Linked DNA regions of Homo sapiens: region 2 is linked to region 1. Evidence: chromatin contacts called from ENCODE Hi-C or POLR2A ChIA-PET data. All regions are on one chromosome and are shown on one strand. The core of a region is the stretch at or near the end of the contact, and the rest is flanking DNA. Distances in the headings are between cores, read along the strand shown. Region 1 overlaps KLF7 (KLF transcription factor 7). Region 2 overlaps KLF7 (KLF transcription factor 7).

Region 1 (7,222 bases), core at 871-3,370:
GTGGTTTTTGGATTATCCTTTCTTATGGTTTTTTTTTTAATACCATTGATCTATCTCTTTTCATATATATATATATATATATATCGCATATGTAGCAGAAAGTTAACTTTTATCCAAATAATAAATGGTTTAGGTGTATATTTTCTAAATTTTTGGTTAGCAAAAAAGCAAAATTTAGTGTATCCAGGAAAGTAAATTAGACATTGTCAACTAATGTGATACGTACCAATGGGTGACCACCATGGGTCCCTGATCTGATAAGGCCTAGTTTAGTCTCCCCTCCCCACCTGTCCTGGCCCTCCATGTCTCTGCATTTTCTGTGGTTCACAGACACACAGTCCTCTCACCTGCCCTCAGGCTTTCCAAAAGCCTCCCCAGTAGGGTGTCATGCAGACCTACCCTCCCTCAAAGCTGTGTGCTCTCTGATTATCTTTTTCTTAGTACCACCCTCCTTGCAAGAAAAATGAATTCCTTGGCTATACTCACTAGGAGTTGTACACCTTTTGCCAACCTCTGGAATTGACTGCATTTTTAGGGGAAGTTTCCTTTTCTCTGTTGGTTTACTTCTACAGGGTATACTTCTGATTTAGTGGTATCACTTTCAGAGTGATGCCTTGATATTACCCATGCTTGGAACGTGTTGTTTGGAGTAAAAGTGATTTTTTTTCTCTTCATTCTGAAAATCTTTTAAGGTGATTCAAAAATTAATAGTTTGGGAATAGACACAGTGGCTCATATCTGTAATCTTAGTGCTTTGGGAGGCTGAGGTCGGGGGATCACTTCAGGCCAGGAGTTCAAGACCGGCCTGTGCAGCATTGGGAGGCATCGTCTCTACAAAAAAAAAAAAAAAAAAAAAATTAGCCAAGTGTGGTGGCACCAGAGCCTGTAGTCCCAGCTACTTTGGGAGGCTGAACTCAGGAGTTCAAAGTTGCAGTGAGTTGTGATTGCACCCCTGCACTCCAGTCTGGGCAACAGAGTGAGACTCTGTCTCTAAGGAAAATAATAATAATAATAATAGCTTGGTCATTGTAGTAAGAGTCTGTTCCTGTATACGTTCTCTGCTGTATGGTGATCTTTACATTTGAAAACAAAAAGCAAAGGTTGACCAAAGGTGAGTTTAAAATTGACGTTTTTTAATAATCAAATTTCTATTTAATACATCAAATTGAATTGTGAGAACTTGACTTACAGAGTGATAACATTGCTGCTAAATGGAAAGAAAATGTTCTACAAATGAGTTTCAAACAGATTCACTTGGTGTAGTTGTCATCTTGAAAGGGAAAGATTAATGTTTTAATAACATTTTTCTTCAAATTTAGTATATACCTAGCTTTTAACTTTATTGTAACTGGTAATCACCAAAATATATTTAAATTTCCAAGATGACATTAAGTTTTATTTGGATTTAACTCCAAAAAAGCTGATAAAAATAATTTTTGAAGTTAACCTTGAAAAACAAAAAGAACAAAAACAAAGTAAAATGGACAAAAAAGGCAAGCAAATTAAACTTGTTGCTTAAAAAAAATAATAAATATAGTTTCCCCAAATGATCATGCTTACCTGTTTCAAAACTTGAGAACATACAGCTTCAGGTATAAGTGTTGTTGAGGTCTAAATTCTTAAGTGAGTTTACAGTCTTTTGAAAATTATAGTAATACCTAAACAGTTATGAGTTTTTGTTTTGCCTTGTGTCGGGGTGGTGGGGAGCAGTGGTGTTTGTTGGCTAAACCTCACTCAGCCCACTAGAAACTACTAGAAGACTGCATACATTTTTAATTAAATAAAAAATAATTTTATGGCATTCCTTGGGTTATGAGAAACATGGTACAGTATTTGAAAACACATGTATTGGAATAACAAATTACACATTACAAAAATTCTTTAATTTTCAACAGCTAAATTTGTTTCAGCATCTGGGTTGGTAAGTAATTTTCATGACCAACACAGTCTTCCTCCAACATTTCAAACAAATTCACCAAGAATCTAACACTTTGTCTCAAAAGAAACATTTTAGAAAAAGTTAACAGTTGTTAAAAATGGCACATGACCCCAAAGGATTTCTTTAGTCCCGTGTATTTCCATGGCTGTGCTCCACGGGGCAGGCTGGGCTCCAGTTTGAGTCTTATAGAGAAGCCCTGTGCCTTTGCCCTGGACATACAGGTGACAAAGTTCTCTGTTTCCACATCTCTCTCTGGCTTCCTGTGTGTCTGTAAACTCCCTGTTGATATCACCACTATGAATAGCAACTTTAATAACAAACACCGTTAATAACACTTTTTATTCATTTGGGACTTTGTAACTGACCAGTCACTTTCAGGTACTAGGTTCCATCGAATCTTCATGAGTATAGGGAAGTGGGACAGTTTTTTTTTTTTAATTCCTTCCCCACACAGTTAAGAGCCATAAGTCCCCAAAGAAGTTATTAAATACCTTTACAAGGCCACATTGCTATTATGTGGCAGAGCCAGAACTAGAATAATCTATTTTTTGATGCTGAGTTCATTTTATTTCCCCACTACAGCAATGGTTCTTGAGGTATGGTCTCTGGAGCAGCAGCATCAGCATCAGCTGGGAATTTGTTAGAAATGCAGATTCTTGGGCCCTCCCCTTGTGAATCAGACCTACTGAATCAGAACTTCTCAGGGTGGGGTTCACTAACCTGTGTTTTAAACAAGCCCTTTAGGGAATTCTAATAAGTTTGAGAACCACTGTTGCTAGAGGACTGCTTATGGAAAGAGAGATGGATATAGGGGATGAGAACAATTTAAAGAGAAATATTATTTTGTGTTTCTTAATGGCACTTTTATGGGTCCTATATGTAAATAAGTGTATTATCTGAGCATCTACTGTGTATAACGTTTGTGCTAGCCACTGTGGATAAAGTGGCGAACAAGTCAAATGTGGCCCCTGCCCTCACAAAATTCACATCCTGGCCAGTGAGAGAGGCTCCAAACGTTCTATTAAGTTTGGGGGTGGGGTGGGGATCAGAGAAGAAGGCTTCTTTGAGCCTTTTGGTTTTATGACTGTTTCTGAAAAGCACCAAGCTGCTTCTGCTCCCAGGGCCTTGGTATGTGCTGCTTTTTAAATCTGCAGAGCTTTCTTCCCACTGCACCTGGTTAACTCCTCCTTCGTATCTCAGCTTAAATGTCATTTCTTCAGATTCCTGAACCCATAAACAGAGATGCTAAAAACAGATTCTGATACGCAAGGTCTGAGATGGGAACTCGGAATCTGCATTTTTAATAAGTGCCTCAGGTGATCCTGATGCGATGCAGCAACAGGGAGGAGATCCCTCGAAACAGAGAAGGGCTGCTGTTGGTTGCATTTGGTGAAGCATTCAGGGTCTTGTACACGACAAGGTTGGTAGTAATGAGAATAAAAGCCAGGGGTGGGGAGGAGAGATTCCACAAAGGTGGAGTACTTGGACTTGTTTACTGAGTCCTTCCTCCCCTAGCTTTCTCACAGTTAAAAATAACTCTAAGATTTTGAGCCTGGGAGAGTGCTTCTACCACGGGTTGGAATGTAAAAATGGGAACACTGGGATTCTAGGCTATGGGCTGGACATGGAGAAAAATACGGGAAGGATGAGCTTTTAAGCTTGAGTCGATGGGGTTTCTACGTAGAAAATATATTTTAAGCCAGTGCTGTCCAAAATAGAAATATATGCAAACCACATATGTAACTTTAAATTTTCTAGTAATCTCATTTTTAAAAAAGTTAAATAAAAGGTAAAATTAATTTTAATATGTTTTACCTAAATTAATATATCTAAAATATAATCATTTCAACATAAAATCAATATTTAAACAGTTATTAGTGAGAAATATTTTACATTCTTTTTTAATACTAATTCCTTGAGATCCAGTGTGTATTGTATGTTTCCAGGGTATCTCATGCTAAATTTTCAATGGTGAAAGTTAAATGCAGTTCTACCAAAATAAGAGTGTGAAATATTTTTACACTGCTTCAATTTTTTAATCTGAATTTTAATCAAGGTTAAATTAAAAGTTCAGTTTTTTAGTTACCTCAGCAACATTTCAAGCGCTCGTTGCTATGTGTGGCTACTGGCTACTATATTGAACACAAACACAATTGTTGTCAGCAGTTGCAGTATTCAGTCAAAATCTTTTCTCACCTCTCTCCGTATTCTGAAGTAGGAGCTGTACCTCATTGAGGATATGGTTTAAATTTTGGATTACAGATTTTTGAACAAACATTTTAAGGTGGTGAGGAGTAAACCTAACCCAGGACCAGTTATTGTTTTTTAGTTGTTTTAAGAACAAAAACAGGCCGGGCGTGGTGGCTCACGCCTGTAATCCCAGCACTTTGGGAGGCCGAGGCGGGCGGATCACGAGGTCAGGAGATCAAGACCATCCTGGCTACCACGGTGAAACCCTGTCTCCACTAAAATTACAAAAAAATTAGCTGGACGTGGTGGCTGGAGCCTGTAGTCCCAGCTACTCGGTACTTGGGAGGCTGAGGCAGGAGAATGGCGTGAACCCAGGAGGCGGAGCTTGCAGTGAGCCGAGATCGCGCCACTGCACTCCAGCCTGGGCAACAGAGCGAGACTCCGTCTCAGAAAAAAAAAAAAAAAAAAAAAAAAAGAATAAAAACAAATAGGGCAAATGTTTGCATGCTCTGTAAAGTGACTGGTGCACTGTGTAAACTCAGGTACTTGGACCTCGTTTGAGTAAGCAAGTAATGGATGAATGAAAAAGCCACATGGATCATCAATGAGTACATTTTAATTTATGTAGTAGTTATTATAAATGTTTTGGGAATTCTATAAAAGAATTTTTATTTTCCATCAATCAGATACGCAAAAAACCTTGAAAAAAAATATTTAAGACCCAGCTGGAATCTAAGAGGGGCTCTGAGACAATTTTCCAAAGCAGATACAGTGACTTAGCATAGGTATTTTTTAGTTGCATCACCTACAGGTTGAGAAGACATTGACAAGCTATGGAGTGAAATTCACCGGTTACTCTGTTTCCATTGCTGAGAAAGCTTAGTGACACTTTCTCTACAATGTCTTTATTCTCCAGCTTGCTTAAATTCTCTAGTGCGACTGAGTGTGATGTGAAAGCAATTGATGGGTCTTTGCTGATTTCTTCGAGATGTATTAGGCAGCAGTATTAACTCATTGCAAAGTATTCCTCTTTTCCAGTTTTCTTTTCCATTTCCTGATCTGCAGAGTTTCCAAATTCTTAATCCAAGTCCTCAAGAGACTAGGACCTTGACATACCTAAATGTCTAGAACCACATTAAAAAAATAAATAAATAAAAGGAAACAGGTAAAATTAGTCTTAACAGAAATCTAGGCAGGTCAAAATCCTAATCTCTTTAGAACTTGCATTAAGAATTTGAAATTTTGCAGATCAGGAAATGAATGCAGAACATTTGTATTAGTGAGTTTATTTTCAACAGATTTTAAACCTTGAGTGCAAGATTCTGCCACGTGTTCATATTTTATGCTACACTCTCTATCTTAAAGGCAAATTTATAGCACAGTACATTTGACATATCACTTATGCTGTCTCAAATACATCTTCAGAGATAAACATTACAAATGAGTTTCATAAAATGACGCACTTTGCTTCCCAGAGGGGATATTGCTCAGGAGGATAGGTTCCTATGTGTGAGATTAAGTTACAGGAAGTTTTCAGGATCCTCGTCTTTTAGGCTGTGGAAGATAGGGAAGAAGTAGAAGTGATATTTAATGGTAAAGGAAAACTTACCACATTTTAGTCCTTGTCAAAGAAGGATATCAGATTTAAGCAACCAAGCAAACATTTCCCCTCGTAAACCAGTTTAATACCTAGAAAGTGAGGGACTGGAAATCACACAGGCTGTTCTGCCCCTCTAGGTGTATTCAGGTTTTTGTTGCAAATCAGGATGCTTTGTTAAATTCACCTAATGTATCGGACGGGATTGAGCCAAGCACTGCTTTAGTGCTGTTGGTATCACAGTGAACAAAATGGATGTCTGCATGAAGCTTATGCTCTGGTGAGGGAAACAGACTATAATACACTCAAACAATGTGCAACTGCATTTCAAAGTAATTAAGTGCTATGGAGAAAGTGACAGAATCTGCTGTTTTACAGAGGATAGTGAAGGAAGTTCTCTAAGAGGAGGAGACATTCAGGCAGAGACCGGAATGAAGTGAGGGAGCAAGAGTGTTCCAGGCAGAGCGAGGAGCCAGTGCAAAGGCCTCGAGGTGGGAGCCTGCAGGCAGGGCAGCAATGTGGTGAATCGGGGAGGGGAGCGTAGGAGATGATATTGGAGAGGTAGCCAGGAGCCAGATCATGCAGGCTGTACTGTAGAGCCTTGCCTGGCTTTTGACTTTTTTTCTGAGAACGATAGAAAACCATTGGAACTTTTACACTTTAATTTCATCTTAACCTTTTTTTGGGTGAATGTCTTTGGCAGTCTGGCAAAACCTGTGGAACCCTTTGCAGAATAATGTTTTTAAATGCATAAAATCCAGTGGATGTCAAAGAGACCATTTATATGGAAATATATAGACTAAGGCCCCCTGTAAGAGTCACTTATGCTCTGATTTACATTTTCAAAGGATTGCTTTGACTGTTATAAGTAGAATAGACTGTAGGAGCCATGAATGGAAGGCCTAAGACCAGTGAGATGGTGGGGCTGAGAGCAAAGCTATTTTTATTTATCCTACAGGGCAGTGGCCAGAAGTAGGGTTGTGCAACACAGTCTTTTTGAAGGCAAGAAGAAATATGTATGACTTCTATTTATATTTAATTTATTCTCATTTTTAATTGGTCTATTGAATATATATTTTATAATATCCTAATAGAACATTAGTACATCTGTATGGTTCATGAATAAGCCTACATATATCATAGATGCATGCTCAAAAAGTATTTATGGCAGTGTTTTTTGATCAGTCAATTCTGATGATCACGATATAGGGAGAGTGACCCTGTAAGAAACTAACAAAATGCCACACTGGTTTAGACCACATTTCATTTCAGATGAATTTTGTGGGAGAACGCGAGTTCTTGACGTGATTTAACCTCTCTAAATGTCAGTCCTGTTTCTCAAGCACCCTTACCTCTCCTTACGAGCCCTCATCTGGCTATAAGTCTGTTTTCACCTCATGAGACTTACTCTCACTTCTGAGGTGGCATATACTACTCCCCCAGGGAAACAAGTATCCTAGGGTTGTTGCCAGACAGAGAAAGTGGTTCTTGATATT
Region 2 (6,867 bases), core at 2,528-5,027, 46 kb before region 1:
AGCCATGGCAGAGGGTGGAGTGGGGGATAGAAGCCTTCAGACTCCTCCGCCCCAGCCACTCTGCACCTGGGGCCTTTCAGCTGTTAAAATGAAAAGCCAATTATCTTCTGTAAATGAGGGAAAAAAAGAAGGAATAAAAGTGTCTATTATGTATGCTGATATGCATAACACTTCAAATAAAAGGATATATAAGCACTTGACAAATTGAGGGAGAAGGAGGGGAGAGTGCTGGGGGCAAAGAAAGTCAGATTTTTACTTTTTATACCTTTTCTGTTCTGTTTCAATGTTTTTGACCTTCATATATGATCATTGCTTTTAATTTTTTTAAGAGCAATTTAGGTGATGGAATGGTGGACCACTTATGTTATCCTGTGTTTCTGTTTTTTGAAATTTTATTTGTTAACTGAAAAAACAGCAGGCATCTTAAGAGGACCAATAATTTGGACCACTAACCACTGTCTATAATTACAGTACAATTGCTGTTCTTTTAATGGGAGCAACAAATTTGCCACACTTCACCCCTCTCTTAACCTATTTGAGAAGATAGGTATAGGAACCAGACAGAGGTCAAATATCAGCTTTATTATTAATGAAACTGGATTTATACCCAATTGGCAAGTGCAGTCTCAATTTAGCTTCCCCATACTTCCCTGTGCCCAACCCCTTCTAGCCCATGGGCTGACTTATACCATGGGAAAGTATATGTTGCATAGAATAGCAGGTTGCCAGGAATGTCCGTGCCCTACCTGTCCTATCTGGGCATCAGTGGGGCATTCATGTTCTGGCCCCAAGCTGCTTCCCCCATGGAAGAGGGCAGAGTAAAGCCCTCCAGGAAAGAGGCCGGATGAGAGACAAATGGGCCATGCACTGTTTTCTCTTTCTTCCGTTTTTCTGGTTTTTTTTTCTTCTTTTTGTTTTTTCTTCCAATGCTACCACTTTCTCTCTTGAGCAGGAATAAGTAAAAGGAAGAAAGGAAGTCCAGAAGCCTTACTTCCAGGATATCCTGGAAGATACTTACTTGTGGGAGTGGAGATCCCCAAGGGAAACACAGGACAACAGAAAGGGTCCCCTAAGGAGAAGGAAGACTGAGAGAAGGGAATATTCCAGAGGAGGTAAAGGGGAGGATCCCATAAAGCAAGGGAAAGGGGTCTGGTGCAGAAAGCAAGACGGGAAGCAGCAGTGACAGCTTTATATTGGTCTGACTCAGGGGAAGGGGGCAAATCCATATTGTTCCAGGCCTTGGTACTTGAAGAGCATAGGCCAGAAAGTGACTGGGAGTCCTCAGGGGAGGGGAGTGATCTAAGATATGCTTAATTCTAGTGTGTCTTGAATTCCCCCAAAGTAACCTGCAAGAGAAAATGGAGAGAATGTGGGGAATATACATGGTAGCTTCAATGGAAGGAAGGGTGATATGTATGAAGAGATGAGAACAGGAGAATCTCAAAAACACCCTGGCTGCATAGAGGGCTTTGTGCTTTATGTATTCACCTGTCCACTTGCCTGTTGGTCACTTTATATCAGAATGTTATTTACTTGTAGTCCTGCAGTTGACTGGCCCTTGCTGGAGCAGGGTCCATCACCCATCAGCAAGGGATGAAGACATTAGAATGGTCACACTCGTTCATAATAAACCATTGCAACTCTTGAGAAGGAAGTAGAGAATGCTCAATTTCATCGCTATAATTTATTTCTCTTTGGTGATTTTTTGGTTCTCTTTCTTTAGTTCATTCACTTAATTTCTCCACCCTTCTCCTTCCTTTCCTCATTCCTTATCTCTTTCTTCCTTTCCTGGGGTCCTTCTGTGTGCCCCACACTGTGCTAGGTGCTGAGGATGCAGTGGTGAACCTGACATTGCCCATGCTCTTGTGGAACTTAAAGTCTAGAGGTGGACCTGGAAGATAAATAGGCACAGAAGTTTAAATTGTGATTGGGAAATAAGGGAAAGATTAGGGTGCCAGGAAAGAATACTCCTTAGTGACATTCACAGTCACATCTGACATAATGAAGGAATATTTCTACTCATCTTCCCAAAAATATTCTTCTCAAAAACTTTTCCTGAAAGTTTACAGTTACCACTCAAAAGGAATCTAAAATGGAACAGACATTGAGAACACTTACAACTGACACCTGTATTTCATTTATGATTAGTCTCTTTTTGGGTTTGATAACTTCCCATCCATGTATCTACCTGTAATTTTCATCTTGCTAAGCAAAAAAGTTGTCATACTTTATATAGTAGGTATATTGCCAGTGTTGAATAGATGTATTATTGTTTAAAGGTTCATTAAAAGAAACTCTCAACTTCTTTCTTAGTGTATTTGTAGTATTTCTTCCATTGGAAAAAAATGAGTGAAGAATAGGAAAAGTTATTGGGTCTTTCCATGTTACATATTAAATCATGTCAAATAAGAGATTTTGACTGAGCCTGCCAGTAAGGTCTTAATGATACGTTACTGCACAGTATTTCCTAACAAAGTCTGTATACATGTAAGCAGCAGGTAGTTATGGTCATCAGTGGTGGCAATTCGTTTTTACAATATAGATACGAGAGTTCCATTCCTTAAGTTCTGCCCCAGAACGGACTGGTGAGTTGTCACTGTCCCTGTTGACAAATGTGAATAATAACTAAAAATACTTCAGGCTGCATTTGTCTGATTCTGGCTTGGTATGTGGCTAAAGGGGAAAAAAACCTTTCTGGGAAGTGTGATGCTTCTTTAACAGCAAATGGATTGAATTGATGCAAGTCTGATGTGCAACAGGGGGTACTTAACCTTCTATCTAGAATCAAACGCCAGAATTGGAGAAGCTGAAGCCAACCACGACTTCATAAAGATAAGACATTTACTTGATCTGCATGACTGGAGGAAGGATTTGGGGACTAAGATGTGTTTGAAAACTTAGTTGGTTTACTTTTAATGTCAGCAGATTTGCTGCCCTGAAATGACAGATATGGAAGCTGCTTGGGGATAGTGGCAGGATGACCGAAAGACCAGCACAGATCTTCAAAGAAAGGGGAAGACTGAGCCACCCTGTGTTCATTGGGTATCATGGGAGTTGGTGATAGAGGCAGTTGGCTTGGGTCATATGACCTATGAGAGGGAAACAGTGACCCAGCTGGGTGGGAGTCCTAGGCAAATCAGAAGGAACACAAGGATAGGGTTGGTGGTGTCATTTTCATGAAGTAGAGCTATTATTTCGTTCTGGTGAAAAAATGTATAAGTGTTCATTTGGGTACTTGTCGGTAACCCAAGAAAACAGAGTGAAAAATGATTGACAGTGGATGCTTTAAAATTTGTGACTGCAGATGAAGGAGCATCCCATTTGTATGACACATTTAAAACTTCTGCCTTAGGTTAGTCCCTTGACATGACTTTTCACTTGCTGGCATTTTGGAAGTCTATGCCAAATGACAGCTCTCTGCCACCCAGCCTTTGCTCAGTCTAGCTATGCTTTTTTTTTTTTTTCTCCCCCCCGCTGTGACGACTCCTAGACCAGGGCCAGGGTTTTTATGGGAGCCTCTCTACATTGCGTTCATCTGTTGCGCTTACACAAGCAGTTGCCTCCCTTGAGTTAAGACTCTAATGAAGCATGCTTTCCCCTGGAGCCAGCCTGCCCCTCCCCTGGCCTCTCTCTCTCCACCAAGGCAGAGAGCGAAGCCCTCTCTTATGATATTGCAGAGTTAATAATGCTGCTCTATTGGTTTTGTGAGCCTCTCAGTCACAGGGGGAATGTGTGGGGGATGGGCCCCAAGCTAGGAAGTGTGCCTCCTCTAACTCTCTTTCCGGCCCTGAAGCTTTTGTTTTGAATCTGGAAGCTTCAGACCAGGGCTGGATTTCCAAAGGTCAAATGTGCCTGCACATTTTGTCCTTAATGAGTGAGCCTTGCCCTGGAGCCCTCGCTGAAGGCGCCTGCGTTGAATCTGAGTAGTAGCCACAGAAGCAGTAGCTCCATAGCCAAATCCATTTGCCTGACATGCCACCCTTGAGAGAGCCTCCACGAGCCACTGAGGGTTACTGGCCAGGAGAATGTGGTCATAAATGCATGTCTACAGGAATGGGTGAGGTTTCCTTTTTGCTTAGAAAGCCAGAAAAACATCAACAGAGAGAGGCTACAAAGCAGAAAAACATACCCAGACTCCGAACCTTCAGTTCCCTCAACTGACAAAATACTTGAGGGTTTTAAATAGAAACAGTTTAACTTTTTTTTTTTTTTGGTAAATGGAGGGATTTTTTTTTTTCATGTCATTTCTTTTGTTCCTCTTCCTCATTTTCTTCTCCTCCTCCTCCTTTTACTTTAAACTTTACGTGTGAAGATCAACTGATCTCTGAGGAACTGACGTTTCTTTTATTTGATGATGAGAATTTCCTAACTCATTGTTGATCTTTTTGCTTCAGCTACCAGGCAAATCAGAGATGAGTTTAATTCTGTGCTTAATCCAGTGGCATTGTATTTTAGCTAAGATTTTTTTTGATAGTATTTATTTCCATCTTTTTGGGTTTTGTCCTCATTTTGATTTGTTATGTTTTTGTTGTTGTGTTGTTTTCTAAATTGGGAGTATCAGTCTGAAAAAGAAAATGCCTTGAATGATTTCTTTGACATTTAGGTTCAGGAATATCACTGGGCAACATTAATACGGCTACTGGGTTTCACTAATATCTTTTGAGCTCTTTAATCTTTCCCTGAGTTATCACTGAAGATCTAGAGAAACAGCTACTGCCTTTTAGAAGTGCGTTGGCAAAGCTTAACCCAGAGCAAACCACCAATGTAATTGTCAGCCAAAAATAGAAGACATTTTTTAGGCCCGAGGGCATGCATTTCTTGCTCCTCCGTAATGTGTACCCCATTCATCAGAATCCTAGACTGCTCATCCTTTTCCAGACACACAGTGGGGCTTTCACCTCTCTACACCCTTGCTCACACTGTGTGCACTTTTTAGAATGTCATTGTTCCCTTTCTCCACTTGGCAAAAGTTCACTCATTTGCCAAGGTCTGTTTCAAATGTGACTTCTTCACAAGGCCTTCACTGACCTCTGCAGGGAGAGTGAGTGGGTTCCTTCTCTGTGTTGCCATACCACTTCATTCAGCCTAGTGCTTAGTCGCATGTGCTGTGTTATCTTGAATTGCATGTATTTCTATCCCTCTCTTCCTGTGATACCATGAGCACCTTGTAGGCAGATATTGAGCTCTAGAATCGCTTGAAGTCTCCAGCACAATGTCCTATATAAAGTGGAAGCTCAGTAAATAACTGTTGAATTAATTTGAAAGAAGTACAAGATAACAGACCCTGCCCTGAAAGGCCATCAGAGTTCAAACAGGTGTCACCTGTTTATCTTAGCAGAGCTTTTTCTCCCCAGGCATTCATTATCTTATTGGGCAAAATCTACCAATCTCCCAGTCACCTCAGTGAAGAGCATGCAATGAAAAATAATAGTAGCTCCTAATCAAGATTTTTAAAAAATTCATTGAAGAAGTATTTATTGAGCAGCTATTGATTATGCCCAAAAGAAGTTTAAAGCTTGGTGCCAGACCTCAAGGCTCATTGGATTTGTCAGAGCTCTTGCCTCTTCCTGCTTGACATTTCATGGTGCCTTCTCTACAGATTTCTCATTCTTGTGACAAGATTCTTATTGAGAGCAGGGATTCCAGCCGAGTACTGCGGGGCAGGAGGAGCTGAGCAGGGCCGAATGAAAGTGCAGCTCATCATTATTTCCTTCAGCTGGGTCTCTCCTCAAATAAGGGATTTCTTAGGGAAACTGTGGGACGTGAGGCTTAAGGTTCTCCAGCTGATAACTACCCTAAGAGACAGTTATACCATAATTTGGATCCACAGGGAAGAAAGAACTGCCCAAATATGCCTCTGTTTTTTTCTTTTGCCTCTGCTTTCATTTGAAACAGAAGGCTCAGACTGGCAGCTGTGGGCCCTTTGCTTGTCTCACGCACTCTAACTTTTTAATACTCATTGCCAACATTGAAACAATTGGAGAGATTCCACATAAACCCCAAAAGATTTGGGCTTCCTTTAAAAACACTTGCCAACTCTGGACCTCTGTTTTCTACATGATATCGATGAGCTGGTGCTATGTACCAACTTCCCCTTTTAGATGGCATGTGCTATCCAGTTTACCACAGTCCCCACCCCTCATTATTGTCATATTCCTTGACTGTTTCACTAATGTATGTTATGCTCCTAGTCCCTGAATGTGTTTGAGTTTGATTCCTAACCTAGATTTATGGGAAGATGTGTTACCTTTTAGAGGAAAGCATCCTCAGAAATAGCATCTACCTACTGCAGCACCCTAAGGACAAGTATGTGGTCTTGTATCATGGGACCTTGTCTAGGAGACTGAGCAGAAACTGCAGTCCAGAGTCTGAAATTGAGATACCTGGAGCATGGCACTGCTATAAGCAGAGGGATCAGAGTAGGGAATTCCATTTTCCTCATACCCTGGTTCCCTAAGCAAACAAGATTTGGTCATGAGAAATTTATTATATTCACGGAGGATTTTCATACCATTGGGAAGGATATATATATAGTCCATTTTATATATCTCTATATATATACTAATACTTTTGGTTTCTTGATAAAGAAACCAGAGACTGAAGATGAGATGACTTGAGGAAACGCATAGAGCTAATTATGTAGAAGGAGCAGGCAGAAGTCATCCTGACTTTTGTCTGTGTTCTCTCCATGACTCCACATTGTCTTTTATTTTACATACTTACAAAAAGTCTCAAAGTTGAAGGATTTGGTGTCCAAGACGGATCAGGTACCCTTTACAATGAGATACTTAATTGCCTGCTTTTAACAGAGATGGTCTTCTACCAGCATACATTTCTGAATCACAATAGTCTTCCTCACCCACTGGC

The links. A loop is a pair of places that touch in the nucleus more often than their neighbours do. ChIA-PET counts read pairs that join two places held with the same protein, here RNA polymerase II (POLR2A). Pooled maps may share reads with other maps.
Region 2: a map of heart right ventricle shows a loop between it and region 1 (2.9-fold over the local background). The contact joins two enhancer-like sites. A Hi-C loop is called at or near these places in 25 of 168 maps with a recorded cell type or tissue (DLD1, Right ventricle myocardium inferior, cardiac septum and 11 more) and 6 of 50 pooled maps. POLR2A ChIA-PET finds 5 or more read pairs at or near these places in 16 of 52 experiments (AG04450, B cell, CD4-positive, alpha-beta T cell and 12 more).

Annotation. Positions count from the first base shown.
Region 1 is chr2:207,092,414-207,099,635 of GRCh38, reverse strand. The region is part of intron 2 of KLF7 (KLF transcription factor 7); the gene reads left to right. Among named protein-coding and RNA genes, the nearest start is that of MIR2355, 14 kb to the left of the region's middle. Within about 2 kb of position 2,120, at least 2 of the 41 ENCODE cell types and tissues checked have a DNase peak (open chromatin) inside an H3K27ac peak, as active enhancers do; they include gastrocnemius medialis, where a contact is called at or near this core.
Region 2 is chr2:207,140,766-207,147,632 of GRCh38, reverse strand. All of the region lies in intron 1 of KLF7 (KLF transcription factor 7), which reads left to right. Among named protein-coding and RNA genes, the nearest start is that of KLF7, 22 kb to the left of the region's middle. RefSeq lists an enhancer at 4,850-5,351. Within about 2 kb of position 3,777, at least 30 of the 41 ENCODE cell types and tissues checked have a DNase peak (open chromatin) inside an H3K27ac peak, as active enhancers do; they include gastrocnemius medialis, where a contact is called at or near this core.